7 separate regions of the Homo sapiens genome follow, and all the other regions are linked to region 6. Evidence: chromatin contacts called from ENCODE Hi-C data. All regions are on one chromosome and are shown on one strand. Each heading gives the region's core, a stretch centred on a gene start or an enhancer-like site at or near the end of the contact. The rest is flanking DNA. Distances are from core to core; before and after follow the strand shown.

What was found. A loop is a pair of places that touch in the nucleus more often than their neighbours do. Pooled maps may share reads with other maps.
Region 1: a pooled map shows a loop between it and region 6 (10-fold over the local background). The contact joins the promoter of ZNF566 here to the promoter of ZNF45 in region 6. A Hi-C loop is called at or near these places in 5 of 50 pooled maps.
Region 2: a loop to region 6 is called in a pooled map, with 8 times the contacts of the local background. The contact joins the promoter of ZNF529-AS1 here to the promoter of ZNF45 in region 6. A Hi-C loop is called at or near these places in 3 of 50 pooled maps.
Region 3: a pooled map shows a loop between it and region 6 (17-fold over the local background). The contact joins the promoter of ZNF567-DT here to the promoter of ZNF45 in region 6. A Hi-C loop is called at or near these places in 7 of 50 pooled maps.
Region 4: a pooled map shows a loop between it and region 6 (14-fold over the local background). The contact joins the promoter of ZNF260 here to the promoter of ZNF45 in region 6. A Hi-C loop is called at or near these places in 5 of 50 pooled maps.
Region 5: a loop to region 6 is called in a pooled map, with 8 times the contacts of the local background. The contact joins the promoter of ZNF565 here to the promoter of ZNF45 in region 6. A Hi-C loop is called at or near these places in 4 of 50 pooled maps.
Region 7: a loop to region 6 is called in a pooled map, with 17 times the contacts of the local background. The contact joins the promoter of ZNF461 here to the promoter of ZNF45 in region 6. A Hi-C loop is called at or near these places in 6 of 50 pooled maps.

Annotation. Positions count from the first base shown.
Region 1 is chr19:36,486,796-36,491,118 of GRCh38, forward strand. It overlaps ZNF566 (zinc finger protein 566), which reads right to left and starts at 2,766. Exons shown (of 5, transcript NM_001145344.1): 1 at 2,691-2,766. ZNF566-AS1 (ZNF566 antisense RNA 1) reads left to right here and starts at 2,832. Exons shown (of 1, transcript NR_036504.1): 1 at 2,832-4,245. RefSeq lists enhancers at 1,862-2,749, 2,056-2,135, 2,696-3,255, 2,750-3,635.
Region 2 is chr19:36,570,727-36,574,880 of GRCh38, forward strand. ZNF529-AS1 (ZNF529 antisense RNA 1) reads left to right here and starts at 2,623. Exons shown (of 5, transcript NR_173348.1): 1 at 2,623-2,829; 2 at 4,095-4,154. ZNF529 (zinc finger protein 529) reads right to left here and starts at 2,566. Exons shown (of 5, transcript NM_020951.5): 1 at 2,414-2,566; 2 at 1,607-1,666. The coding sequence starts at 1,620. RefSeq lists an enhancer at 2,623-2,712.
Region 3 is chr19:36,684,732-36,688,928 of GRCh38, forward strand. It overlaps ZNF567-DT (ZNF567 divergent transcript), which reads right to left and starts at 2,718. Exons shown (of 4, transcript NR_110708.1): 1 at 2,537-2,718; 2 at 1,955-2,075; 3 at 1,106-1,284; 4 at 708-780. It overlaps ZNF567 (zinc finger protein 567), which reads left to right and starts at 2,881. Exons shown (of 6, transcript NM_001322917.1): 1 at 2,881-2,903. RefSeq lists enhancers at 2,688-2,737, 3,298-3,937 and a silencer at 2,938-2,997.
Region 4 is chr19:36,526,101-36,530,101 of GRCh38, forward strand. ZNF260 (zinc finger protein 260) reads right to left here and starts at 2,171. Exons shown (of 3, transcript NM_001166037.2): 1 at 2,119-2,171. RefSeq lists enhancers at 1,468-2,178, 1,919-2,548, 2,179-2,887, 2,699-2,898.
Region 5 is chr19:36,213,168-36,217,042 of GRCh38, forward strand. It overlaps ZNF565 (zinc finger protein 565), which reads right to left and starts at 1,498. Exons shown (of 5, transcript NM_152477.5): 1 at 1,455-1,498. It overlaps ZNF146 (zinc finger protein 146), which reads left to right and starts at 1,939. Exons shown (of 4, transcript NM_007145.3): 1 at 1,939-2,029. RefSeq lists enhancers at 1,453-1,882, 1,993-2,182.
Region 6 is chr19:43,932,607-43,936,782 of GRCh38, forward strand. ZNF45 (zinc finger protein 45) reads right to left here and starts at 2,676. Exons shown (of 10, transcript NM_003425.4): 1 at 2,318-2,676; 2 at 1,820-2,088; 3 at 1-84. It overlaps ZNF45-AS1 (ZNF45 antisense RNA 1), which reads left to right. Exons shown (of 3, transcript NR_184050.1): 3 at 1-3,208.
Region 7 is chr19:36,663,864-36,668,153 of GRCh38, forward strand. ZNF461 (zinc finger protein 461) reads right to left here and starts at 2,974. Exons shown (of 6, transcript NM_153257.5): 1 at 2,827-2,974; 2 at 835-923. The coding sequence starts at 843. It also overlaps a transcript of ZNF567 not described here. RefSeq lists an enhancer at 3,151-3,280.

The sequences.
Region 1 (4,323 bases), core at 1,516-4,015, 7.4 Mb before region 6:
CATCATTTCACATCAAGGAAATACAAATTAAAACTATGATGAGGCTGGGTGCAGTGGCTCACACTTATAATCCCAGGATTTTGGGAGGCTGAGGCGGGCGGGAGTTTCACATGGTGAAACTCTGTCTCCACTAAAAATACAAAAATTAGCTGGGTGTGGTGGCACGCACCTGTAATCCCAGCTACTCGGGAGGCTGAGGCAGGAGAATGGCGTGAACCCGGGAGGCGGAGCTTGCAGTGAGCCGAGATTGCGCCACTGCACTCCCGCCTGGGCCACAGAGCGAGACTCCGTCTCAAAAAAAAAAAAAAAAACAAACCAAAACAAGACAAAACAAACCAAAACAAAAACCTATGATGAAACTGCACCACACAACCAATAAAATAGTTAAAAGACTAACCATACCAAATTACGGAGAGGATATGAAGCAACTGGAACTCTCATACATTGCTGGATGGAGTGTAAACTGGAACAACCACATGAGAGCTTCGTAGTATCTATTAAACATTAGCCTACCCTATGATCTAGCAATGCCACTCCTAAGTATTAACCCGGGAGAAAAGCCTTCATGTGTTCACCAAAAACACAGCAGAGTGTTCACAGCTGCAGCATCATTTGTAACAGCCCCAAATTGGAAGCTACCCAAATATCCATCAACAATGTAATCGACTAATATACTACAATATATCCCCAGTATAGTGAGAGCTAAGTACAATTACACTGAACAACATGAATGAATTTCACAAACATAATATATAACAAAAGAAGCCTGGCATAAAACAGTACATGCTGCATAATTGCATATATACATGAAGTTCAAGAATGTGTAAGACAGCCAGATGCACTGGCTCATGCCTGTAATCCCAGCACTTTGGGAGGCCAAGGTGGGCGGATCACCTGAGGTCAGGACTAGCTTTGCCAACATGGGGAAACCCTGTCTCTACTAAAAATACAAAAATTAGCCGGGTGTGATGGGTGCCTGTAATCCCAGCTACTCAGGAGGCTGAGGCAGGAGAATCGTTTGAACCCAGGAGGCGGAGGTTGCAGTGAGCCAAGATTGCATCACTGCACTCCAGCCTGGGTGACAAGAGCAAGACTCTGTCTCAAAAAAAAAAAAAAAAAAAAAAAAAAGAATGGGTAAAACTAGTTAATGATAGAATTCTGAATAGATTGTGTGGGGGAGAAATTACTGAGAAGTGGTATGAGGGAAGCATCTCAGGTCCTGGCAAAGTTCTTTGTATAGATCTAAGAGTGTTACACAGCTGTACACTTAAGATTTGCACACTTTATATAGGCTCTATGTATCTATTGACAGCCTCCTGCTCTGTTGCCCAGGCTGAAGGGCAGTGGTATGATCATGGCTTCCTGCAGCTGCAAAGCACTGGGCTCAAGCGATCCTCTCATCTCAACCTCCTGAGTAGCTAGGACTTATAGGTGCCAGCCACCATGCCCGGCTAATTTTTTATGTATGTATGTATTTATGGTAGAGTTAGGGTCTCACTATGTTGCCCAGGCTGGTCTCCAGCTCCTGGCCTCAAGTGATCCTCTCACCTTGGCCTGGCAAAGTGCTGGGATTACACGCATGAGCCTCCACACTTGGCCTACAAAAATTTTTTTAACTCTTGGAACTATGCTTTGGTAGGGATATGGAGCAATAAGATATTTCAAACATTGCTGTTCAAGTACAAATTTGTGCAGCCACTCGGGTATATATTTTGACACTGTTTAGTAAAGTGGAAGATATATGAACCGGCAATTCTGCTGGTAAATAAACTCAAGCATGTGTACCCCATGTGAAAGAATGTGGCTGTGTTGTTTATAAAATGAAAAGCTATAAATAACTAATAGGGCATCATTACTAGAAAGGATGAATAATTGTGGTATACTTCAGAAGGGAGAATATAGCAAAGAAATTGAATTAACCGCGATTTTATCTAATAGGGATGATTCACAGAATTGTAAAAATAAACCAAAGACAGTATGACAACATTCATATAAAGTTTTAAAACGGGGAAAAACTGGAGTATAATGCCTAGAGAAGTATACGTAAGTGATAAAACCTCACACTGTGTGACTTACCCTGCCACACAAACCTGATCACACTCCCACCATGGGGACATTCAGCTACAGACAATCCACGCCCAAAGCAACAGGGTCGCACACGCAGGGCCTCTATCGGTCACATAAGCACAAGTGCACGCTTACCGAGGAGGCAGTCACAGTCACAACCACATTGTCACAGTCGGCGCACACCTGTACCGGGTCACAGTCACGATCACACATTAACCACAGCCACACACACAGATAGAAACATGCAGTTACTCGCAGGTATCCCCACCTGAACTCTGCCGCACACAGTCACACAGCATATAGTCGCACACCACTACGGGGACAAACGCAGTAACACTCAACCAGGCACAAGCTCCCCACAGCCGCACACACAATGCCGCACGTGGTCCTGCTCCCTCTCACACACACACCAGCAGCCACAGTCTCCGAGGCCGTGCTGCACACGGTGTGAGCGTTGGAAACACACTCATCACAAGGGCAGCCTGTCACAATCGCGCGATCATTCACCACACACCTCCACACAGACGCAAGCGCACGCTTTCAATCTCACCTCCACCGCCGCACAAAGCCGAGGCTTGGCCCCCGGCCCCGCCCTCTCCCGGGTTTCTCACCTCAGGCCTTACCAGCTTTCGAAGCAGCAGAACCCTCCCCGGCACTGGGGTAGTTGCTGGTAAAGCCCTGAGGGTCCCGCCAGCGCGTGAGTTGGAAGCTGAATTACCGCGAGAAGTACAGTCTTGCCGAGGAGACCTCTGGGAAGCGTAGTCAGAGACGTATCAAGGCCGGACAAGATGGTTCCCGATCGTCAGAATTCCTGTCCGCGCCTTGCGTCAGCCCCGCCGAAAGGATCGCCCCCCCTAGTCAAACCGCTCGCGCCCCAGAGGCCTCATGGAGTCCCGCCTCAGGCTCGGGCCTTGGCCCCCAAAGAAAGCCACTCCGACGTGTTTGAGATGGGCTTAGTTCCCGGACCCGTCCTACTGCCCCCAGGCGCTGGACAGCCTCAGAAAGAGGACAAGTCTGCATGGAAAGATAATCGCACAACTGAGCCTTCTGGGAGATGTAGTTCGGAGCTGGGAAGGCGGTTGGACCCTCCGAAAGTCATCTTAATTGCTCTCACAGATAAGCCGGTGCTGGGCTGCCGGCCTGAGTACTGTGCGCCCAGAGTGCGCAGGCGCAAACATCCTGGGTTGCTGTTTTGGCCTCTTTGTTCGGGCGTGAATTTTGTTTATTGCTCCTTAGTGCAGAGGGGTTATGGGACCAGAGGTTGTGAGACTCAGAAGTGGTTGGGGACGCAGAAGGGGTGTAGACCAGGAACCTGCGACCTGATGGGGGGAGGTCGAAGGGAAAGGAATCGCCAAACGTGGGACAGGTTTGGAGAGGCAGAAAGAGAGGAGTCTGAAATTGCAAAGGGCAGGTGTTATTCTGACTTCTGTGTGCTTTGTGATAAATGAGTGGGGCAGGAAGTAAGAGGAGTTTCACTTTCTCCTTCTGCAATTATTTGTGTACTTGGACTAAGTGTATCTCATGGCCAGTATTTGACTGCTTTTGACCTATAAAGGTATTGTATACACAGTCATGCATAGTTTAATAATAAGGATATATGCTCTCCCCACGGTCTCCCTCTCCCTCTCTTTCCACGGTCTCCCTCTGATGCCGAGCCAAAGCTGGACTGTACTGCTGCCCTCTCGGCTCACTGCAACCTCCCTGCCTGATTCTCCTGCCTCAGCCTGCCGAGTGCCTGCGATTGCAGGCGCGCGCCGCCACGCCTGACTGGTTTTCGTATTTTTTTGGTCTCCACCAAACACAGGGTTTCGCTGTGTTGGCCGGGCTGGTCTCCAGCTCCTAACCGCGAGTGGTCCGCCAGCCTCGGCCTCCCGAGGTGCCGGGATTGCAGACGGAGTCTTGTTCACTCAGTGCTCAATGGTGCCCAGGCTGGAGTGCAGTGGCGTGATCTCGGCTCGCTACAACCTCCTCCCAGCCGCCTGCTTTGGCCCCCCAAAGAGCCGAGATTGCAGCCTCTGCCCCGCCGCCACCCCATCTGGGAAGTGAGGAGCTTCTCTGCCTGGCCGCCCATCGTCTGGGATGTGAGGAGCCCCTCTGCCTGGCTGCCCAGTCTGGAAAGTGAGGAGCGTCTCTGCCAGGCCGCCCATCGTCTGGGATGTGGGGAGCGCCTCTGCCCCGCCGCCCCGTCTGGGATGTGAGGAACGCCTCTGCCTGGCCGCGACCCCGTCTGGGAGGTGAGGAGCGTCTCTGCCCGGC
Region 2 (4,154 bases), core at 1,373-3,872, 7.4 Mb before region 6:
AAAAATTCATTTCAAGTGCCCATCAAAATTAACTTTATATTTTCATTGCTCTTGATTTACAGAAAATGTATGGGGAATACTAAGAATCTTCACAAACCAGCTTTTTTTCTTCCCTTGCAGATAAGGACTTAAAGTGCCAGGCCTTTATTAAATTCTCTAGGTTTATGTCCATATTAATGTATCCAGGCCTCATAAAGACCCTAAAGCACTGATATAATTATTGTTTACATTCTACAACAAGAAACTGTAAAGCGGAAAAATGAGTAACTATTAACCCCTTTGAAATGCAGTGTGAACATATAACTGAATTTTAAATTTTTTTCACTTTTCCTAAGCTAATTAACACAGGATTACCTTTAATTTTAATTAACTTACATTTAAATACAAAAGCAATATAAATGTTTTTCTATTAAACACAACTTTATTGTTTTGGTAGGACTATAATTCACCCTAAACACTGAAAATTTAGCATCCAAATTGAGACATGCAATAACAATAAAACATATACCAGATTTTGAAAACTTGGTATAAAGATATGAGTGTAAAGTATTTCAGTGTATTCATATCATTACATGTTGAAATAATATTTTGGATATATTGGTTTAAATAAAATACATTACCAAAATTAACTTCAGCTGTTTCTTTTTCTTTTTAAAATGTGTTTAAAGCCGGGCGCAGTGGCTCACGCCTGTAATCCCAGCACTTTGGGAGGATGAGGTGGGTGGATCACCTGAGGTCAGGAGTTCGATACCAGCCCAGCCAACATGATGAAACCCCTTCTCTACTAAAAATTCAAAAATTAGCCGGGCATGGTGGCGGGCGCCTGTAATCCCAGCTACTTGGGAGGCTGAGGCAGGAGACTCACTTGAACCTGGGAGGCAGAGGTTGCAGTGAACTGAGATCGCACCATTGCGCTCCAGCCTGGGCAATAACAGTGAAACTCTGTCTCAAAAAAAAAAAAAAAAGTGTCTAATGGAAATTTTTAAATTACCTAAGTGGCTTTATATTATATTTGCATTAGACTGTGCTGCTTTAGACTCAGACACCACTGTATCAGGCTGCCTCTCACAATCTACACCAATGTCACACTGCCAAATCTCAAAGAAGATTTGGTTGTCACCACTTAAATCCCCTCATGAATGTTCTGGAAAAACTCCCTGCCCTTGTTGACATAGCCTCTCTGCATAAAACTCCTATCATATTCCCACTCCTAAATGTCTCCAAAGCCAACTTTGTCACTTACTGATTAATACCTACCATCTCCTATCTTGCTTTGTTTGCAAATCAAGTCTGTAAATAAGATCAAAGGTATCTAGTGTGCCATTCTACTTAATCACTCGTCTCCTCCTTAACAAATTACATTCTAAAAAAAAGTTTTAACTTCTCCTCCAGGAGTTGTATTTCTATACCATAAAAATCCTTTGGAAAAAAAGAAGCACATGGGAGAATTGAATGATTTACCTAATGCATATGTGAATATTCAATGAAAGGGAAATGGGCATTTGGAAAGGCAATGGAGGACAAGGGGACCCATCTCTACGGTCCTGTTGTTAATTGGGAAGAGAAAACCAAGGGACCAGGTAAATGAACAAAAAAAAAAACTAACCTTGAGTTGGCCATTAGTACCAATGCTGTCTTCCACTTCAGGGGGCCTTCACTTGCAGAACTACATAACCAAGAGGGAGAAAGGACTCATGACATCCTGGACTGGTTAAATAAGAACACAGTGTTCACCACCAGAAAAGCCCATCACACACAACAAACACACCCAGATCGAAGAGGGAAACTAGAATACTGTCGACTCCTCCCCACATCCGAGAAAAAGGTACGACCAATGCCTAGCAGTTTCTAGGGAACACAGCTCAGGAAATACTGTAGTTCTTTAATGTATAAATGGCCTCCAAACTCATGCAAGGGGAGTTATCCCAGGAATGAATACTACACCTATGCCCTCCCCTTCACGTCTTCCCAGGAAACTTCATTTATCTATCTTATCTATCTATCTATCTATCTATCTATTATCTATCATTTATCTATCTTCTATATATCATCTATGTAATCTATCTATATGCGTGTGTGTGTGTGTATAAGACCTCACGAAGAGATTCCATCACAGACATCACAGAGTCGGAAAAATGACGCTTTACCCAAAACAAACTCCTACAGGCTCACGGAAAAAAACGAACAAACAAACAAACAAAAAAAAACAAAAAAACACTTCTACCCCGTTCACACTTATAGTTGGTCACAACAGTGCTGTCACACGATCACGTCACCGTAGACCAGGGTCACACGATAGACCCCGCCCCTACTCACCGTCCTGAGTCCGATCAAACAGCACCCACGGCACACACTAGGGTCTCCGTCTCTCACACACACACACCACAATGACGTCGTAAACAATAGCACTAACCACCATCGTCCGCAGCTCCCGCGTACAGAGGCCTCAGGCTCCCGGCTCCACGTGGACCGACCTCGCCCGGCAGCGCGGGGCCACCTCACCGCGAGCTCCTCCCGCAGCCCGGCCCGGGTCACCTCGACTCGCCAGGCTTAACTCAATAACCACAACACCGGAAAAGGAAGCAAAGGTCGAAGTTCATCCGCGGCCCTGAGGCCTGTGGGAAACGTAGTCCAACAACGAAAGAGCCCTGAAGCTCAAGCGGAGCCCGCTGGCCGCAGGGGCCGCACCACGCCCCAGACCCTGGAGTTTCCGGGTGCGCAGACCCTTGCCATCAGCAGAGGCTGCCGCTGCGCGTCCCCTAGGCGCGGAAGAGGCGGCTGGTGGTCCCTGACGGCAAGGTGAAGTCGAGGCAGTAATCGGGAACCCAGGTTGGGAGGACAGAATGGGGAACAGGAAGCTGGGGCGAGGGTGGTCTTGGGGGAGGTGGGGGGCCGCGGAATTCTAGGTGGCCCCTGCCTCACCTCTGGAAAGAACCGGAAGCCCGGGCCGGGGAGGGTGAAGGGAGTCGCGGACCCGGCTGCTCAGCCGAGGAGGAAACCCGGACCCCAGGCTGAGGGAGGCCGAAGAAGGAACTGGAGGGCCGGGCTGGGAAGGCCTGAAGCGGGTACAGCCTTTAGGCTGGGGAGGGTCGAGGGGAGAACTCGGAGCCTGAGTCGGGCGAGGTTTTGCTCCACTCTGGCTTCTAAGTGTGGGGGCCTCAGGATGTGACCCGTGGTCGTAAACCTGAGGGTGACTTGGAGTTTTTGTCCGTTTTGCACCATGAGAAAGGCCCCAGATGGAATCTGGCAGGTAGCGGCGGTTCAGTGTGTGTGTGTCTGCCTTAGGGCGTGTTTTACACTGTTGACGAAAAGACTCAGACTCTAAAGTATTTGAAGAGACTTATTCTGAGCTAAATATGAGTGACCAATGGCCGGTGGCCCAGCCCTCAGGAGATCTTGAGAACCTGTGCCCAGGGTGGACGGGATATATGTGGTTTTATACCTTTTAGGGAAACATGAGACACCAATCAAATACATGTAAAATGTACATTGATTCCCTCCGGAAAGGCGGGACAGCTGGAAGGTGGCTGGCCTTCCAGGTCATAGGTAGATTCAAAGATTATTTGATTGGCAATGGGTTGAAAGAGTTATTGACGTAAGACTTAGGAATGTCTCCAGGTAGCACGCTTCACAGAGAATAGATTGTAAATGTTTCTTTTCAGACTTGGGGTCTTTTCTATCAGTAATTCCAAAATGGAGGAGGGTATAATGAAGCATGTCCGACCCGCCCACCCCCGCCTTTCCATCATGGCTTTACTAGTTTTTCAGGTTAGGAATGCCCTGGCCAAGAGGAGGGGTCCATTCAAGATGGTCTGGGTGTGCTTAGGATTTTATTTTTGGTTTACAACACCAGCACCACCGGAGTTTGCTGGTGTCCTTTCCAGTCAGTTTCAAAGCAGAGACAGCCATAGTTCTGATTTGTGTCACTGTAACTGTCAGTTCCGGAATTCCATATTTCTCCTTTAGTTTACCCTAATGTGTGTGAGATTTCATGTGTAGTTCATTTTTCTTTTTCTGAACAGCACTCCATTGTGCAAATATACCACAATTTGTGTAGTCATTTTTCTGTTGTTGAACATTTGGCATATTTACAGGTTTTATACATTACGAATAAAGCTGGCACGTTTCCATTTCTCCTGGGCAAATATTTAGAA
Region 3 (4,197 bases), core at 1,468-3,967, 7.2 Mb before region 6:
TTGGTCTGATGTGGCTATGGAGAATTGAGACCATTCCTTAATCATCAAGCAGAAAGAAGTCAAGAAAGTATTCTGAAGGATTAGGATGATAACACTTTAGAAATAACACAGGAGAGACGCCCATTTCCAACTCTAGGAATCTTAAACCAGTCCTTCAGAAAGTTACCTAAGAACCCTGAAGTTTCCCTAATCAATCAGGGTGAAGAAAGTAAGATGTTCCCAGAATACAGAATTTGAACTGGAAAGGGGAAAACAGATGTAAAAAGGGAGACCCGGCTGGCCGAGGTGGCTCATGCCTGTAATCCCAACACTTTGGGAGACTGAGGCAGGCAGATCACGTGAGGTCAGGAGTTTGAGACCAGCCTGGCCAACTTGGCGAAACCCCATGTCTACTAAAAATACAAAAATTATCCGGACATGGTGGTGGGCACCTGTAGTCTCAGCTACTCGGAAGGCTGAGGCAGGAGAATCCCTTGAACCTGGGAGGCGGAGGTTGCAGTAAGTCGAGATCACGCCACTGCACTCCAGCCTGGGCGACAGAGCAAGACTCGGTCTCAAAACAAAAAAAGGGGAGACCAAATTGGCTAGTTAAATAAATGTATGTAGGTGTTATATCACACCCCTGAATAATTCCTCCGAATCGGGGTGGGGGTGTCAGTCATCTGTACTCCACCCAGAAGTCAATGCCACATTCCTGAGTCTACATACCCGTGAAATGATAGGAACCCATGTGCCCATAAGGTCCTGGAGGGGAATGCAAAGTTGGTCAAGACATGGGAGCTAGACAGCAAGGAAAAGGAATTGCAAAGGGAAGTTAGTAGTTAAATAAGTTACCACATATCCATGTAATATAATACTAAGATAGACAAATGCAAAGTTGTAGAAAATAGTTAAGGAATATTTTCAAGATACTGTATCAGAGAAATCACTTTACAAAACAGGTTGAACAATACAATTATATCAATATGGTCATTTAAAAAGTCTAGAAAGTTAAACACCTGTTTCAGTTATTTATTGCTATATAACCACCTCAAAAGTTTATGGCTTAAAACAAAAAACAATTAGCTTATTATTTGGGGGGCTTGGCAATTTGGGCTTGGCTTGCCTGAGTGGTTCTTCTGCTGATCATATTCATGTGACAGCTGTCAGCTGTTGGCCTGGTGGAGGCTGGATGGTTCAAGATGGTCTCCCTGAAATTTCTGGCCGTTGTTGCTCACTGGACCTCTCTCTCCAAGTGATCTTTAATGCGCAAGCAAGTTGCTCTTAGCCTTCAGTCATGGTGGTCTCAGGGCAGGAAAAGGGGAAGAGAAAAAGCTGCAAGACTTCCTGAAGCTTTGTCTCAGAAGTCTCACAATATCACTTCCACCACATTCTATTGGTCAAAGCACCTCACAAGGCCCTGCCTAATAGTAACCTAACCACTGACTAGCATTTCAGGAGGAGAAAAAATACTCCCTTGCTGAAAAACAAAATCAAAGAGAACAAAAATAGAAAATACAACAAAACTTCCTTGACCTTGGTTTTCAGATATGCTCAGCAATGGTTCCCTTTCCTCAGGGCTCTTAGAGAACCTCAAGGCAAGGGAGAAGGGGTAAGGAATCATGAGACATCAGACCTTTCTTGGAACCCAGATTGGCTAAATTGGAAAAAATTATTGCCACCACACGAGCTCTCATCATCTACCATAAACATACTCAGATGGAAGTAAAAGGGAGATGGGAGTACTGCTAACCCTTCTTAGTATTCAAGGGAAAGGCCAGGGTCACTGATATCCAGGACTGGGGACTTTCTCAAAATTCACGTTAAGTCTCCTGCGGAGACAGCTCTGGGAATGATGTGGATCACATGGAACCTGACCTCTGAGAGTTCCCAAGGGAGAGCCTCTGAGGAAGGAATCCTACTCCTAGGTTCTCCCCACGACGTCTTCCCAGAACTCTGCTTAAGGGACACTTACAACTCGAAAAGCCTCGTTCCGAAAACAGGTCTGTCCTTTTTCTGTTTGCAGATTTTATTCCACCACTCGATTATCCCTTCCCTTTTTGATGGCCATTTCACTGCAGCTGGGGTCTATACAGCTATAAAGCGGGAGAAAAAAGGAAGCTGGGAACTCAGAGATGCAGAGCCCAAGAAACAATCGAGTCTAAAACTGCCGCTTAGGTGGGCACTCCGCCAGGATCCCCTGTGTCAAACACCAGGCTGAGAACTGGGGACAGGTGTGCCCTGAGAAGACAACGCGGGCCATGCTTCATTGCAAGATGACTCTGCTTAACATAGGCATGGATCATAGTCCTCACAGGCACATTGGGGAGATCTTCGACAGACCCCTCAGTCCCAACATTAAACACAGCACTGCAGAAATGAAGCTTTACCCGTTACACACACAACACCACAGACCTAAAAGGCTCTTCCATCACACGGCCACAGCAGCACTGTCATGATGGAAGGTCTCAAACCCTACAGTGTCACACACCCGACAGCCGACCACGGCCACCCAAAGGTCCCGCATCCGAGCAGGGACAGGAACACAATCACGCACCTGTCGCAGCCTCCTCGCCGCGCACACCGCCGCCTTGTCCTGGCATCAAACACACACGCACAGGTGCATACACAGGCCCGAGCTACGGCCCTGCACACCCTGTCTGCGTCCCGGGAGCTCGGGGCTTCCTCACCGTGAGCGCCGCCCTCATCCCAGCCACGCACTATGAGAATTTGGAAGGGGAACCAGAGATCAAAGTTCGAAAACCGCCCGGGCGCCTGTGGGAAATGTAGTCCAAGGCCGGAAACGCCCGGATGTGGAGAAGGCGCGCGTAGCCGGTGGACAGCAGGAACGCGCCGCGGAGACACCTGGGAGGCATCGTCCGCGTGGGAGTGCGCATGCGCAGACGCCCGGCCGGCAACCGAAGGTGAGGCTGGTGGGTCCCGCGGGCGCGGAGAAGGCGGGTGACGGTGTGACCCGTAAGGAAGGCTGAGGAGGGAGGCGGGAGCCTGGGCTGGGGAAAGCAAGAAGGGAAGAGGAGCAACCTGGGACGAGGAGTTGGCTGGAGGAAAGTGCGAGTCCGGGCCTCAGAGAAGGCTGGGAGGGAAGCAGGAACCAGAGCGCGGGCCCGGGAGCACCTGAAGAAGGGAACCGGTTGCCCGAGGCGGGGGGTGAGCTCCCCAGTGGCAGGAATTTCGTCTGATTTTCGTCCCCTGGCTCCTGGAGCACGGCCTGGCACACAACAGGCGCTCCGTGTGTGTGTGTGTGGCTTTTCGTACCTGTCCTGTGTGTTGTGGTAGGGGAATGTGTTATTCTGTGTGACGTTGTGGAACCGGTTGTTTATGAAAGTGATAGGGTCCCTGCGTGTCTTAAGTTTTAATTTAAATTAGATGCGAGTCGATTTGTGTTTGAGCCTGTGTCCGACTCTGGAGAGGCGACAGTGAGGGCATTGTGAGTGAAAGGTTGTTACTTTTTGTAGAAGTTCTGTGAAATTGTGCACGACGTGGGGGCCTATGGGATTATGACTATGTAGTGGGTGATACAGCTATGAATATGCCTAATTTTAAAAGTATTTGGTGTACACGACCTATGATGACTGTGAATGTGGCACACTGTGTGACTTAGGTGGAGTGCTTGAGAAACCGAGTGTTGACTAAAGTATGCATTGTTTAGATTGATTTATGAGTATTGGGCATTTTATATATGCCTGTAGAATTTGACTCTGGTAATTAGACAAGTAAAATAAGTAGTGATTTTTTTTTTTTAATGGAGAGGAAGAGGCAAAATAATTTTCAGAGGGTAAGATTGGGCCCATGCGGGCCGGGCGCGGTGGCTCACGCCTGTAATCCCAGCACTTTGGAAGGCTGAGGCGGGCCGATCACGACGTCAGGAGATCGAGAACATCCTGGTTAACATGGTGAAACCCCGTCTCTACTAAAAATACAAAAAATTAACCGGGCGTGGTGGCGGGCGCCTGTAGTCCCAGCTACTTGGGAGGCTGAGTCAGGAGAATGGCGTGAACCCGGGAGGCGGAGCTTGCAGTGAGCCGAGATCGTGCCACTGCAATCCAGCCTGGGTGGCAGAGCAAGACTCCGTCTCAAAAAAAAAAAAAAGATTGGGCCCATGCGCGGTGGCTCACGCCTGCAATCCCAGCACTTTGGGAGGCTGGGGCGGACAGATCACCTGAGGTCAGGAGTTTGACCAGCATGGTGAAACCCCGT
Region 4 (4,001 bases), core at 921-3,420, 7.4 Mb before region 6:
TAGAGGACTAATATTTTACTTAGATTAACTAGGAGAAGTTAAATATAGTAAGTGTCCTATAATAATAATCTTCCCTTGATATCACAGGAGATTGGTTCCAGGATCACTGTGGATACCAAAATCTGCAGATGCTCAAGTCCCTTATACTTCAAATATAAAGCCAGGCATGGTGGCTCACGCCTGTAATCCCAGCACTTTGGGAGGCTGAGGCAGGCTGACCACCTGAGGTCAGGAGTTCGAGACCAGGCTGGCCAAGATGGTGAAACCCTGTCTCTACTAAAAATAAAAAAATTAGCTGGGCATGGTGGCACACACCTGTACCTCAGCTACTTGGGAGGCTGAGGCAGGAGAATCGCTTGAACCCAGGAGGCAGAGGTGGCAGTGAGCCGAGATTGCACCACTGCACTCCAGTCTGGGTGACAGAGTGAGACTCCATCTCAAAAAAATAAAAATAAAGTGAATGGAAGTATATTTACATATAACCTATGCACATCCTCCCATATACTTTAAAATTATCTCCAGATTACTTATCATACGTAATACAACGTAAATGTCTGGTAAATAGTTGTTATACTGTATTGTTTAGGGAATCATGACAAGAAAAAAAAATCTGTACACGTACAGATACAACCATCGCAAGCTTAACAACAGTTATGATTCATGTTTGTTGAATCCGTGGAAGCAGAGCCTACAGACACAGAGGGCTGACTGTTCATTCACTGATTCAGCAAACATATACATTTATGATTATGTGTGCTGAGAAACCTTGGTTTACAATTTGTAATGGGATATAACAAATCAAAGGATCAAACTTACTTAGAAGCCTTCTCTAAGATGTAAGTGCCTTAGAACCTGGCTAGACAGTGCTATAAATTGCTGAAACAGGTACAGAGGGGAAATAGATGGAGGCAGACTGCAGGAAGAAGGAGCCCTTTAGACATAAAGAGCTTGAAGTTCCCTGTAACTTCCAGGTGGACTGCACATTGGGCAATTAGATAATATGGATTAGGAGCTCAGGACAAGCCTCCAGCAGAAACAGACATTTATTAGTCATCTGTATTAGATGAAGCCATGGATGGCAGTGTAATGTTGTTGCTGATAGGAGTACTTAGATGATCAAGGCCAGAAACTTAGAAACACCAATAGTTAGGGGAAAAGCAGAAACTAAGTCCTGTCTTCTTTGTATCTTTTACTTTTTCTGTATATTTCAAAACTATTAACCCTGTTACTTTTTTATTTTATTGAAAAATATGTTAAGAATAAGTGTGACAAGATACTTGAATATGTTGATATGTTAAGAATAAGTGTGACAAGATACTTGAAGATAGGATACTTCTATCTTTGTATACACAAGAAAAGAATTTCCCCTATATTTACAAAAGGCTGGGGAAACCCTGATTAAATTAGGAGTGAGATTGCTGCCCTCACTGACGAACTAGGGAGTTTCTTGACCTCTGCGCTAAAGGCAGGACAAGTAGCTTCCAAATTCTGTGCCGTCTGCGCTATTGGAAACTACCTCTTAAAGATATTCCTTAGTTCAGGGTTTCTCCAAGCAACTGCACCAAAGTTTCTCCAAAGTATTAAGAAAAGTCAATGCCTACTGGGTGTACAGGCACCCAGTAACAAGTTTTTCCGAAATCTTGCCTCTTTAAAAAAATAATGGAAAGGTAATGCTGATTTTGTTTTCTACTCCACAATAGGTCTGCTTTTATATAAAAAATCACCTTTAAAATTACTTATCCGCTCAATTCCTTAGCCTTTTCCGTTTCCTATTTTCCAGAAAACGCATCTTTATTATTTTAGAAATGAGAAAAGTGAGGCTTAGAGGTTACTACCTCACAAAGCCATCCGTCCATCCTCACAAACTTGGAACCAGTTTCTCACTAACTCTGCACCCTCAACACCCCCTCACACTCTCGGTCACCCACCCGCGAACCCACCCGAACTGTACCCCTGCCCCCAGCCACACAAGCTCGGATCACCGCACATCATAGAAGGCGATTCCTCCCCTCCATACTCCCAGCCCCGTCGCAGGCACTGCAAATCCTCCCCTCCAGCGTCCCTGGCCCGTTTCAGTGTCCAGAAACCCAAGTCCCACAGGGCCGAAACCCAACTCACCGGCAGACAAAGACGACCATGGCAAGTCGGAGATTCCGCGCCTGCGCACTCCTTCCGCGGGCAGCGCTCCCAGAGGTCTCCTGGGCTGGGCCAGGCCCCGACTCAGAACCGGACGGAATCGAGAGATCTTGGCCCGTCCTCCGTGCCACTCTTTTGAGGGTAGACTACATTTCCCAGAAGGTTCAGCGGTTTGAGTCAGCTTTTCGCGCGAACTTTTCCTCCGCCAGAGCTTGTGGGACTGTCTCCCTGGCCGGGGCAGGGGTGTAAGGCCTTAGTCTTAGTTTACTCTATCCCTGGGATTGGGTAGTGGTGTAACATCAGCTTAAACACGCTGTGCTGACTTTATGTAACAGCCACGGTGCGATACTAAGCCAGGAACCCCAGGAGACTCTCAGACACGGTTCGGGAATGAGGGTAATCCCTTTGGCTGGGCTCAAGCCGGGCGCCATCTTGCTCATCGCGGGCGTGGCGCTGAACTACATTTCCCAGAAGGCGCCGCGCCCTCGGCCCCTCCCCTCGCGACTCCCGCGGCTCGGGGGAGAGCTGCACGCGACCCAGGTGCTGGCCTCTGAGCGGGTCGGCTCGGAGACTACAGGATCAGGAGGAGGTTGGAGGTGAAGCGTCTGGAATCCGGTGCGGAGGTTGAGACTGAGTATTAAGTCTGTTCAGGCGGAACGCGCCGAGAAGGGCGGTTGTGAAATTGTGTTTTTGTGAATGTATGTCCTAGCACAGTGTGTGTGTGATTGTGATTGTGTGTGACACCTTGTGTACGGATGTGGGGAGGACTCTGCGGGTGTCCCGTGAGTCCCTGTGTTAGGACTGTTATTGTGTGACTGTGTAACGCTGTGTGAGGGTGTGGGTTAGCTGTGACTGTGTGCCCGCGGTGGGTGTGTGATTGTAACTCTGTGACCATATGTTCGTTTGTGTGCAGATATAGGGAGCTTTGTACTTATGTAGTTGTGACTCTGTGTCCTTGTGTGGGAGTATGGAGGGTGGGTGCTTGTGACTTTGTGTACAGTGGTGGGTGTGTGACTGTGAAGCATTGGGTGTGCGTGGAGTTGAGACTGTGTTTGTGTGTCTTTGACCAAATGTCACACATAGTCATATGTGAGAGCAGAAGACAGCTCGGCCCCGTGATAGTAAAGGGGATTTTTCTATGACACTGAGTTTTGAGTTGGAAGCCCCAGTTTCCTCTGATAGCCCTCCCATGGCGGGGGAGGGGAACGCAGAGTAAGCTCTGGCCTTGTCATTTGGGCCCTAGGGGAGGTGTATTGTCTCCCTTCTCATTTCTGTCCTCCAAGAGAGGTTCCCCAGAGGAGAGGAAATAACGGTTGTGATATCTAAAAGCCATGTTTAAGGTGCCTTGAAGTTTTCTCTTTGTTCCTGAAATGCTTTATTTTTCCAGGACCTGATTTTTTTTTTTTTTGAGATGGAGTCTCGCACTGTCGCCCGGGCTGGTGTGCAGTGGCGCGATCTCGGCTCACTGCAACCTCCGCCTCCCAGGTTCAAGCGATTCTCCTTCCTCAGCCTACCGAGTAGCTAGGATTACAGGTGCCGGCCACCACGCCCGGGTAATTTTTTTGTTGTTGTATTTTTAGTAGAGACGGGGCTTCACTATGTTGGCCTGGCTTGTCTTGAACTCCTAACCTTGTGAACCGTCCACCTCGGCCTCCCAAAGTGCTGGGATTACAGGCATGAGCCACTGCGCCCGGCTGATTTTTTTTTTCTTAGCAAATGCCTAAAAGGACTTATCAAGTAACCTGGAATCTTCTGTTACTCTTTGGAAAAATCTTCCTAATTTTGTCTTATTAATATAGCAAATGGTTCAGTTTATCATGTATGCTTAGTTTGGTTTTACCTATATACATATGTAGATATATATG
Region 5 (3,875 bases), core at 248-2,747, 7.7 Mb before region 6:
GTGCTGCACATACAGTCAGTGTCACACAAACATAACCACACATCCACTCTTTTATTTTTTTGAGACAGGGTCTCGCTCTGTCACCTAGACTGGAATGCAGTGGTTCAAACACGGCTCACTGCAGCCTTGACCTCTCAAGCTCGAGATCCTCCCACCTCAGCTTCCCGGGTAGCTGGGACCACAGGTGTGGGCCACCACACTCAGATAATTTTTAATTTTTTGTTTGTTTGTTTTTGAGACGAAGTCTCGCTCTTGTCCCCCAGGCTGGAGTGCGATGGCGCGATCTCGGCTCACTGCAACCTCTGCCTCCTGGGTTCAAGCGATTCTCCTGCCTCAGCCCCCTGAGCAGCTGGGATTACAGGCACCTGCCACCACGCCCAGCTAATTTTTGTATTTTTAGTAGAGACAGGGTTTTATCGTGTTGGCCAGGCTGGTCTAGAACTCCTGACCTCAGGTGATCCACCCGCCTCGGCCTCCCAAAGTGCTGGGATTACAGGTGTGAGCCACCGTGCCAGCCATTAATTTTTTTTTTTTTTTTTTGTACAGGCCAGGCTGGTCTCGAACTCCTGGGCTCAAGTGATCCTCCCACCTCGGCCTCCCAAAGGGCTGATGTGAGCCACCACACCCGGCCCTACATCCACTCCTGAGACACAGGACACAATCACAGACACCTCTATACCTTTCCAGTCACAATATCTTTCCAGTCACAATCACACACCCGCTAAGACACACCCAGTCACACAATCTACTCTCCACTGTGATACAGTTACTCCCGTATAGTCACAAGCCCCACACACCAACACCCACAAATGCCTCATATAGTCACAGTCACACACCCACTCAGGGGACACACGCCATCACTGGTACTTTACGGCACCCAGTCACAACTGAACTTTCACTGTGGACATACACACAGTCACACTCACACAAGCAACCCACACAAGCAGTGGCACCCCACTCCCGCATACACAGCACCACACACATACACACAAACACACACACCAAGGGATACAGGAATACACAAGCGGCGTCACCACACAGTCACAGGCACAGGCAATTGCACACGGCCACAGTGTCACACAACCAAAACCACGCACACACCTTGGAGACATGAATCACAACCGCACACCCGCAGTGGTCACACAGTCACAACTGTACTCACACCCCAGGAACAGGGCGAACAGGCCACATATACAACGGGGACACACGCAGTATCACCCCCGGTCACAAGGACCCTGCACCCCGATACTCTCTATCACACATGGTTACACAAAAACCACCAGACACCCTGGAGACAGGCGGTTACACGTGCACAGTTGCAGACACCCACACCCAGCCACACAGCCACAAAGACACATTCAGAACGGCGCATCCGCAGCCAGCTCCCGCCTGCGCGCACAGATTCGAGGCTCCGGACACGCCCCGGCCCCGCCCAGGACTCCCAGACCCCTCACCTTCTGCCTCCCCTGGTCGCGTCCGGGTCCTTGCGGAGCTAACTAGCTCGCCACGACGTCAAGAACGACGTAACGTCAGGCCGCTGTGGGCTCTGGGAATTGTAGTCCAGAGCTAGATCGGCCACGGACAGAATGGCGTTCTCTTATCTCTGAGTCGGGGCCTGGCTCGTTTTGACATTTTTGCGCCCACGAGTCTTCGGAGAGGGCGTCGCCACTCCAGACCTTCCAGCAAGCTTGAAGTCATCTGACGCTAAAGGACTACTTACCTCAAGAGCTCCATCGTCACAGAAGGAGGCGGCCAAGTTCGCGGGGGGAGGGGAGGAGACAGAGAGTCGACCAGTAAAGCCTCAAGGGAAATGTAGTCCAAGGCCTGAGAAGCGACGTTGCTGGTAATAGAAGGTAATTCAGTACCAGCCTGGGCCTGGCCGCGGTGACCGAGGCGGGCCGCGTCGCGGAGACTTCTGGGAGTGCTTCCTCGCTCTCCGAGTGCGCAAGCGCAGCGCACCGAGTGGACATTTTGGTCTTTGTCCGCGGGTCAGTACGGCCCCTGGGTCCACGTGGCGCGAAAGTAGGAGGTGGGATCTGGGCGTCTCGGGTCGGTCGGACCGGGGAGGTTAAAGGGGAGGATTCCTGATCTTTAGGGGCGCGGCGCGAGGGCAGGGAGTGGGTGTAAGAGCTTCTGGCCTACGTGCGGGGCGGAGATGGGGGCCTCTGAGGCGGGTTTGAGCGAGTGTGACCGAGTTTGTCCTCAAAGTTTGACCTGATGTTTGGGATTGTTGAGTGAATGTGAAACTGGGTGCGGGATTGTGTGTGATTGTGCCTAAGAGGGAGATGTAGGAGACCAGCATTGAGGTATAACGTTTGAGCTGCACTTCCCTTGTCGAAAGTGCTGATAATTATAACGGTGCCATCTTCCTGGAGCGTCTTTTTTACTTGAAAATTGAAGGGGTGGAAAAGCTAAGTGGTGAATAATTTTAAAACGAGTTTTTATATAAAAGCATTTCTTTTTAATTGGAGTGGCATGCAAATCACCGTGACTTTTTTTTTTAATTAAACGAGAGTGTTTCGAAGGAACTTTAGTTTCGGGGTGCCTACTTCAGACTATTCAAATCCCCATCTTTGGGGTACTTAAATAGGGCTGTTAAGCAAAGCCCTAGACTAAACAGCATTGTACGCTTTGAGAAGCAATCCCATATAACGGCGCCCAGGATGAGGGAGTCAACGGTTTTAGGTTAGGCACAGTTATCCTCATTTTTTGAAGAAAGCTTAATTGTTGCAGTGTTTATCTATGAGTCTGGACTAAATCCTAGGTGTCTTAATTCCTTAATGAGTCGAGGCGTTCTCAGGTTGTATGGATTTTGTGAAGTAATGGAGAATGCTACTGACGTCTCCAAAGATGCGTTTTCTAAGGAAATCACCCCGCCCCCGCTGTCGTCATTGACATAGTTTTAAATTACAAAAAGTTAAATAAAGTAATTGGGTACCAAGTTAATATCTATAAATAAATAGCCTTCTAATTTACAAATATCAGTTAGAATACATAGTTGAAGAAAACTAATATTTACAATAGCAGTAAAAAGATAAAGTATTGTGGAAGAAACTTAAAGGTTCAGAACTATTAGGAAAGAACTTTAAAATACTACTAAGGGGCATAACAAATGTGAACAAATAAATATACCATGTGACATTAAGAAGTGTGCGCAAACTTAAGTGAATGTATTAATTTACTGTGATCTTGGTCGGGTGCGGTGGCTCATGCCTGTAATCCTAGCACTTTGGGAGGCCGAGATGGGTGGATTACCTGAGATCAGGAGTTCGAGAGGAGCCTGGCCAACATGGTGAAACCCTGTCTCTACTAAAAAAAAATAAAATAAAAAAATACAAAAATTAGCCGGGCGTGGTGGCGGGCGCCTGTAATCTGAGCTACCGCGGAGGCTGAGGCAGGAAAATCGCTTGAACCTGGGAGGCGGAGGTTGCAGTGAGCCCAGATCTCGCCACTGCACTCCAGCCTGGACAAGAGCGAGATTCCGTCTCAATAATAGTAATAATGTGATCCTAATAAAAGTATGGACAGGCTTTTCTCTTTTGGAACTAGGGGAACTGATCCTAGACTTACTATGGAAAGAGACAAGCTGCAAGAGCCAGTACAGACTGAGAAAGAAAAGGCGTTGAGGTGTGGGGAGATGGGGACCCAACACATTTTAAATATAAAGCCTCAGGCCGGGCTTGGTGGCTCACACCTGTGAGCCAAGGCAGGAGGATGGCTAGAGTCCAGGAGTTAGAGACCAGCTTGGGCGACATAGTGAGATCTCCCGTAGTCCTAGCTGCTTGGGAGGCTGAGGTGGGAGGATCACTTGAGCCTAGGAGGTCAAGGCTGCAGTGAGCAGAGATCCTGGCGACAGCATTCCAGCTTGGTGGACA
Region 6 (4,176 bases), core at 1,426-3,925:
CTGAATAACTCCTCTTTGCAAACCTCTTGCTGGGTACTCTTGAGAAGAATATGATAATGTCCATGAAACAGAGGTCCCTGAAGTCTAATGGGAGAGAGATAGGAAACCAAGAGTTATATGCCAGTGGCAAGTGCAACTCCAAAAAAGCAAAGAAAATCAATCATCTTTCTTTTCCTAATTGCAACTCTTTCTAGCTTTCTCACATAAGTAGCATTCTCCTAGCTGCCAGGAGTGAAAAACCTCAGAGTTACTGTTAATATCTATTATGGGCTGAATTGTGTGTGCCTCTCTCAAAACGTTAAAGTCCTAACGCTCGGTATCTCAGAAATAACTGTCTTTGGAAATAGGGCCTTTAAAGAGGTGATGAAGTTGACTTACAGCAAGGGAGCTCACGCACACAGAGGGGAGAGGCCTTACAAGCCACCAAAACTGGTGACACCTTGATTTTGGACTTTTAGCCTCCAGAACTGTAACAAATACATTTCTGTATAATCCAGCCAATTTGTAGTATTTTCTTATGGCAGCCCTGGCAAATGAATATAATTGCCCCTCCCTTGGCCTTCATATATAAACGATTAGTGAGGCCTAGCATGGTGGCTCACACCTGGAATCCCAATACTTTGGGAGGCTGAGGTGGGCGGATCACTTGAGGTCGAGTTTGAGACCAGCCTGGCCAACATGGAGAAACCCAGTCTTTACTATAAACACAAAAATTAGCAGGGCGTGGTGACGGGCACCTGTAAAGCCAGAGGCAGGAGAATTGCTTGAACCCAGGAGGCAGAGGTTGCAGTGAGCTGAGATCGTACCACTGCACTCCAGCCTGGGCAACAGAGCAAGATTCCATCTCAAAAAAAACAAAAAACAAAAAACACAATTAATGATAATTATTAGTTTTTAAGCCTTACTGACTCATCATCTGGGTTTGTTTTAAAATACTCAAGGGAAAAAAAGTTGGTGGGAGAGGCAATAAGATTAGCAAGAATGGAAGCAGGGTGACTGTACATAAGAGTTCATTATATTTGGGTATGTTTGGATATTTCCATAGTAAAAAATAAGGGAATAACAACCCACTATGAATAGTGTGATAACAATTTCATAAAACACAGACAAAAACACATTAAAAACTGCTAAACAGAAATGCATTAAAATGTTAATAATTATCTATATCCTAGTATTAAGGAAATTTGTAATATTTTATATTTCTGTATTTTCTACATCCTGTACAGAGAACGTGCATCTCTATGATCAAAATATGAACTACTAATATTGCTTAAAATTAAATGAGAATTCTTTCAAAATTTTCTAAAGTCTAAACTCAACCTTGCTTTCAAAATCTTCTACAGTAAAATTCCAACCTCCCTCCCCAACTTGATCTCAAATGGCTCCTCTGCAGCCAGTTTCCTATGATTATTTATATGGATCATTTATCTATTTTATTTCCTAATTCTAAATTGGGATTTCAAACTGTGAGACCAAGGGTATTCAGATGTAAGGAACCCAAGTCTAGGACACAAATCCCACTGTTCTTACTAGCACTGTGATATAGGAAAGTAAATTAGGCTCTCTCCATTTCCTCATCTGTATAATTGGTGTAATAACAGTACCCATATCACAATACCCACATCACCTTTGTAAGGTGAACAGAACCCACAACACAAGGCCTTTGTGAAGGTTCAGTGTGTTAGTTTTTATAAAGCCCTCAGAGTGATACTCAGCACCCAATGTTTAACTAGTGTGACTAATATTCATGTCACATTTTCTCCAATTATACAATAACGGAACACTTCTGTAGCAGAAACATTTGCAAGGAATGAAATACCTTCTCGCACTCGGAACAGAAGAGGAAGGTGAATGCTAGGTCCTGTCACAGTGGGGCTCTGCTGCCAGAAGCCAGGATGCTCTCCTTCCTCCTCTCCCGCAGCATTCTTTCAGAAGTCAGGGCAGGGGAAGGAAAGGAGGCTGGGAGATTGCACGATCTTGTCTGAGATCCTGGAAAATCCACAGAGGATAACTCCAGACGCCACCTGTTGAGTGATGCACTCTTTCTTAAAAAACGGGTCAGGCATAGTCCAAGAACAGCCTCCTTTCCTGCAGGAATCAGAAAGAAGAGCCAGGCGCTTGCTGAAAAATGAATATTTTTTATTATGATAGTTTTAATATTAACGGCCGACATGTTGCCACATTCCTGTACTATTCCATACACATTTTACTTGTACTATATTACTAATTGTCAAAACAAATATATAAGGTTAATATTTCCTTTTGCAGAAGAGGAAACTAAGACCAGAAACTAAGCACCGAAAGATTAAGTTCTCACCCAACGTTACACCGCTAGGAAGCTACAGAGCTGTGGGAGGTGGGGGAAGGCGGGTCGGGCCGCTGAGAGCCCAGGAGATCCTCAGACGCCTCCCCATTCAGGTCCACTTCCAACCAGGGGACTCCCGAACCGCCCCGAACGCAGCAGCTCCGGATACAGTAAGGCAATCAGCTGCCCAGCCATTCAACTCCGCCCTCCGCTGCTCGCCGCAGCGTCTTTTCCTGCTGACCGAAGTGCGAGCCCTGCTGATCCTACGACCAAACCATAAAAGTTAAAACAGGTCGCGGGGTCCCAGGACTCACTCACTTCCACGAGAGGAATGAAGGCCGCGCTCTCAACCTCTTGCCGCGGAAGTGCCCGGGAGAGCAGGGAGCTCTGGAACTACATTTCCCAGCATCCCCGGGAGGAACGGAAGCCGCTGCCCCGCCCCCTGGGCGGAAGTGCGGGCTTCGACTCCCACGGCCGAATCTTATTTCTCAGAATCCCCAAGGGGAGCGGGCTTCGTGTTCTCGTCCTCAAATAGTCGAAGTACCACCGAACCCACTGAGCACTGGGGTATAGGTTCCTATTTCCCCAGGGGAGCAAATAACAAAGCCGCGCTTTCCCAGAGCTGAAGTGCCCCCAAAAGTCTGGACCACACGTCCCAGAATCCTCTGTAGGGCTGAGCTTCCCGCCAGCCTGCAATTTTCCTTTTGAATTAGCGGGGGGAGTCTAAGTCATTGCTTGTAGAGCTCAGCCTGCTTTTTCCTTTTGCCATTGTTCCCTTTTATACGTGACAGAAGTTGCGAATATGAAAAAAAAAAAGGAAAATACAAAGGAATGCTATGTGTGAGCTAAAAACAGAGGTAATAAAAGAGGTGGCCAGAGCCGCCCAGAGCAACAAGCCTTTTATAATATGGGTATGGATTCATCTGTGATTAAAAATGCTCAAAAAAGGAGATGCAATCATCCAGCAGGACATGAAACAAAAGCAGCAAAATTCTCCACTTTTCTTGCGCTTAGTTTTCTTTCATTCGCAGGATACTGAAGAAAGTATTATAGTATTGAATAGGCTCTATCCTATATAAAATCTTGAAAACATTCAGTTCAGATTAAGGAATCACATCACTTCTTGCTCTCAGAATCAGGAATCTGTAAAGGTGTCTTATGATTTGCCAAAGTGTCTATGAATATTCAGTAAGGAGAGGGAGGTGAAGTGAGGGATTAAGACATGAAGTGCAAAAAATACAGAAAGCTATACTATTCACTTTTCTCCTAGGTAGAAACTAAATATTTTTCCAAGTTTATTATGAAAGGGTAAAGAAGAAAAAATGGAAGTTGACTACATAGGAGTAGCTGTAAACATCTGAACAATGTTCAATTTAGGCTGAGGCAGGAGACCAGCAGGGCGTGATTCCAAGATCAGATAAGAAACCTGCTGAAACCAGCAAGTGATGGAAAGCAACCTGTAAGTTCCCTTTGCTACCTATCAGTATAAGACACTCCCACCAGCGCCGTGACGGTTTATAAATGCCATGGCAACACCTGGAAGTTACCAACCCCTTTTCTAGAGATTTCCGAGTAACTCACCCCTTAATTTGCATGTAATGAAAAGTTGGTATAAATATACCCAGCCAACAGCCCATATGCTGCTACTCTGGGCACACTGCCTGTGGGCTAGTCTTGGTCTGCAAGGAACAGTCACTGAGCTTTTAACACTGTTGATTCGATAAACCTGCTTTCTTCCGCTGCTGGCTTGCTGTTGAATTCTTTCCTGAGCAAAGCCAAGAAACTGCCCTGCATCAATGCCATTTCAAAATCTGGATAAGTACTCTCTCTACTTTAGTAAGAGGAAGAGAGAAATGTAATCACCCAATGGA
Region 7 (4,290 bases), core at 1,724-4,223, 7.3 Mb before region 6:
CTCACTCTCTCTGCATATATCTGGGAAGTCTTACTATACATAAGTTATTTTCTGTCTCTCACTACCAGTTAAGCTTCAGAAGGGAAGATATGTATGTATGTGATATTTTTTTCCCCACTGATTTATTCCGTTACCTAGAAGAATGCCTGTCACATAGTAGGTACTCAATAAATATTCGTTAATCACCTCATCAAATCAAAGTTCTGACAAGAGAAACACTAATATTTTCTTCAAAACAATATTATTTGTGTTCTCTCCTTGTGTCTGTTAAAAGATTTCACGTAAGGGAGATGAAGAATCATTTATTCAACAAGTATATGAACATGAGTTGGAGATGAGAGGAGCAAAAATGAAGGCCCTGAAATTCTGGCACCGTCACTTACTCACTAGTAAGTTATTGTATAATTCCCAGGTAAGAAACTATGTCAGAATAAATAATGCAGGCCAGGCGCAGGGGCTCATGCCTGTAATCCCAGCACTTCGGGAAGCTCAGATGGGCAGATCACTTGAGGCCAGGAGTTTGAGACCAGCCTGGCCAACTTGGCAAAACCCCGTATCTACTTAGAGTACAAAAATTAGCTGGGTGTGGTGGCACGTGCCTGTTGTCCCAGCTACTTGGGAGGCTGAAGTGGGAGAATCGCCTGAACCTGGGAGGTGGAGGCTGCAGTGAGCCAAGTTCGCACCACTGCACTCTAACCTTCCCACCTGGGAGACAGCGAGGCTATGTCTCAAAAAAAAAAAAAGCAAATAGTCACATGCCCTATACAAAAAAAACAAAAACAAACAAACAAAAAATCAAGTATTGTAATTAGGAGCAAGAAAAAACCAACTTACATGGGCCATGTCTTATTTTAGAATTGAATGTATTATTTAATCCTCTTCTTCGTTCCCTCTGGAAGAAACTCAATCCAAAGAAGGTGTTGCTGGGAGAGAGGGGAGTTAAAAAAAAGACAGGAGATTATTGCCTCTAAGCTCCCAAAATGTTAATTCAGAATGACATTTTTCTTCCCCCTTCATATCTCCTATTCCCAGACCTGATACATACATACATAAATTATTAGTGGGAATTTGGACAAATCCTAGCTTTACTCAAAACCATGAGGAAACTCAGCTACAGCAGGATAGACTCAAGAAAAGCAAGGATCATGCCCTTCAGCAGAAGGGATAGTTAGGCCAGCCCATTGTCCCAATACTATGATGAAATCGAAGCCAGGATCAGGGTGCTGAGAACTGCACTGGGTAGATTTTCACTGAATTAAGAGGAAAAAGAAAAGGTAATGAACATTATGAGAAAAGATTAGGGAAACAGAAAACAGACCCAAAAGACCCAGTGTATGTGTAACAGAAATTTCAAAAATAGAGGCTGAAACAACACAGATGGAAGAGAAAAAATAAATAGAACAAAAATTTGCAGACCAAAATAAATTCTTGAGTCTTTAGTTTGAAGTACAGTGCTGTAAGAATTAAAGAAGAATCATACCTGGAAACATCCTGAAAAATATTCTTAAGTTTGTCTTTGAATACAGACAAAAGGACATAAATATCTTTTAGTAAGAAGTTGCAGAGGCCGGGCGCGGTGGCTCACGCCTGTAATCCCAACACTTTGGGAGGCAGATGCGGGCGGATCACGAGGTCAGGGGCTCAAGACCAGCCTGGCCAACATGGTGAAATCCCGTCTCTACTAAAAATACAAAAATTAGCTGGGTGTGGTGGCGGATGCCTGTAATCCCAGCTACTCGTGAGGCTGAGGCAGGAGAACTGCTTAAAACCCGAAGGCGGAGGTTGCAGTGAGCCGAGATCGCGCCACCGCACTCCAGCCACGGTGAAAGAGAGAAACTTCGTCTCAAAAAAAAAAAAAAAAAAAGGAAGTTGCAGAACAATGTGTATTGTGGCCAAATCTCAGAAAAAAAAAATCAAACACATAGGTACATAAGCATACTACATATGTGGTGTTTTTCTGAGGCTGTAATGATAAATGCGGGGTAGCAATGTGATTTTCGCTTGTGTTGTGTGTGTAAATCTACAGCTAACTCCTCAAGTAGTCAGGAAAGGATGAGAGATGGATGAATGACAGATCTCTGGAGTGGGGCGTCCTGAGCCTTAGATGTGTGCACAGGAGCGGGGTGAGGTGAATGTGCGTGTGTCTGTGTGTGAGAGACCAGAGTTGACTGAGAGGAGTGGAAGCTCTCTGCCTGATCGTGTGAGCCTGAGGATAACGTGAATGTTTTTTTGTTTTTTTTTTTTTGAGACAGTTTCGTTTCACTCTTGTTGCCCAGGTTGGAGTGCAATGGCGCGATCTCGGCTCACAGCAACCTCCGCCTCCCGGGTTCAAGCGATTCTCCTGCCTCAGCCTCCCAAGGAGCTGGAATTACAGACATGCACCACCATACCCGGCTAATTTTGTATTTTTAGTAGAGGTGGGGTTTCTCCACGTTGGCCAGGCTGGTATCGAACTCCCGACATCAGGGCATCCACCCGCTTCGGGCTCCCAAAATGCTGGGATTACAGGGGTGAGCCACCGCTCCCGGCCTGTAAATGTGCTTTTTCTTTCACGTAAATAAATGAGATTTACACAAATAGCCATTCACAATCATGGTCACAGTCACCTACAAACCCCATTTACACAAATGATCAGGCACACAATCACACTGTCACTAAAGCACACCCACGCACCAGGTCGCTGTCCCAACAGTAACACACAGCCCAAAGAGAAACCCTACTTCCTCACGCATTCAAAACACACCCACCTAAGGGCTGATCCCGCACTCAGAGGCCTAAAACTATAGACATTCCCTTCCGCGGCACTGGTGAGCCAGGATTTCTTACCTTCAGCATTCTCAGGGAAGGCTCTGGTCCAAGCTCTGATTCGGATTCCAAGCGAAGCCACACGCCCAGCTCTTCCTTCTCCACCGGCCCGGGACATCCTTACCTGCCTCTACCCGGAGACCATTCCTGCGAGGCTCCTACCGGAAGTAGCTGTGGACAGCAGTGTCCTCTGGGAAATGCAGTCCGAGGGGAGAGCGCCTGGGGTGGAGCGGGTGTGTTCCGCCGGGCTCCGGGATGCACTTGCGCAGTTTCACCCGAGGCTGGAGTGACGCCAACCTGTTAATGTTCGTTTTCGGATTCTGGACTTCGGGTTCCGCTGAGGACGGATTTCGGAATAGGCACAGTGGCTGCCCCGAACCCCTCAAGGCGGCCTCCGCGGGCTGTGGCTGAAGATAATTTTCGGCGGGCGCGGACTAACCCGGCTTCCCTTTGTGGAGTTGTGGTGAGAAAGGTGTTTTGTTGTGCGCGTGTCCGAAGGTGACTCCGGAGGAGAAGGTGGATATGAACTGACGGTGAGGGTGTAGCGCGTGAGATTTGTATGTGAAACGATTTAAAAAAAAATTTTTTTTTTGGCCGGGCGCGGTGGCTCACGCCAAGGCGGGCGGATCACCGAGACCAGCCTGACCAACATGGAGAAACCCCGTCTCTACTAAAAATACAAAATTAGCCGGGCGTGATGGCGCATGCCTGTAATCCCAGCTACTCGGGAGGCTGAGGCAGGAGAATCGCTTGAACCCGGGAGGCAGAGGTTGCGGTGAGCCGAGGTCGCGCCATTGCACTCCAGCCTGGGCGACAGAGCAACTCCTTCTCAAACAAACAAACAAAACTGTATGTCATATATTTGACTCCATTTATTTATTTATTTAGAGACAGAGTCTTCTTGCCCTGTTGCCCGGGCAAGAAAAAACAAACAACAACAACAACAAAAAACTGTACGTCATATATTTCACTCAACTTTTTTTTTTTCTTTTTTTTTTTTTGAGACGGAGTCTCGCTGTCGCCCAGGCTGGAGTGCAGTGGCGCAATCTCGGCTCACTGCAAGCTCCGCCTCCCGGGTTCACGCCATTCTCCTGCCTCAGCCTCCCGAGTAGCTGGGACTACAGGCGCCCGCCACCTCGCCCGGCTAATTTTTTGTATTTTTAGTAGAGACGGGGTTTCATCGTGTTAGCCAGGATGGTCTCGATCTCCTGACCTCGTGATTCGCCCGCCTCGGCCTCCCAAAGTGCTGGATTACAGGCGTGAGCCACCGCGCCCGGCCTCTTTTTGAGACAGGGTCTTCATGCCCTGTTGCCCAGGCTGACTGCGGTGGCGCGATCCTAGCTCACTGCAGTCTCCACCTCCTCAGCTCCTCCCGCATCCACCTCCCAAAGTGCTGGGATAGCAGGCGTGAGCCACCGGGTCAGGCCAAAACGATTTATTTTATTTTTATTTTTTTGGTAAAGACAGGGTCTCGCTATGTTGCCC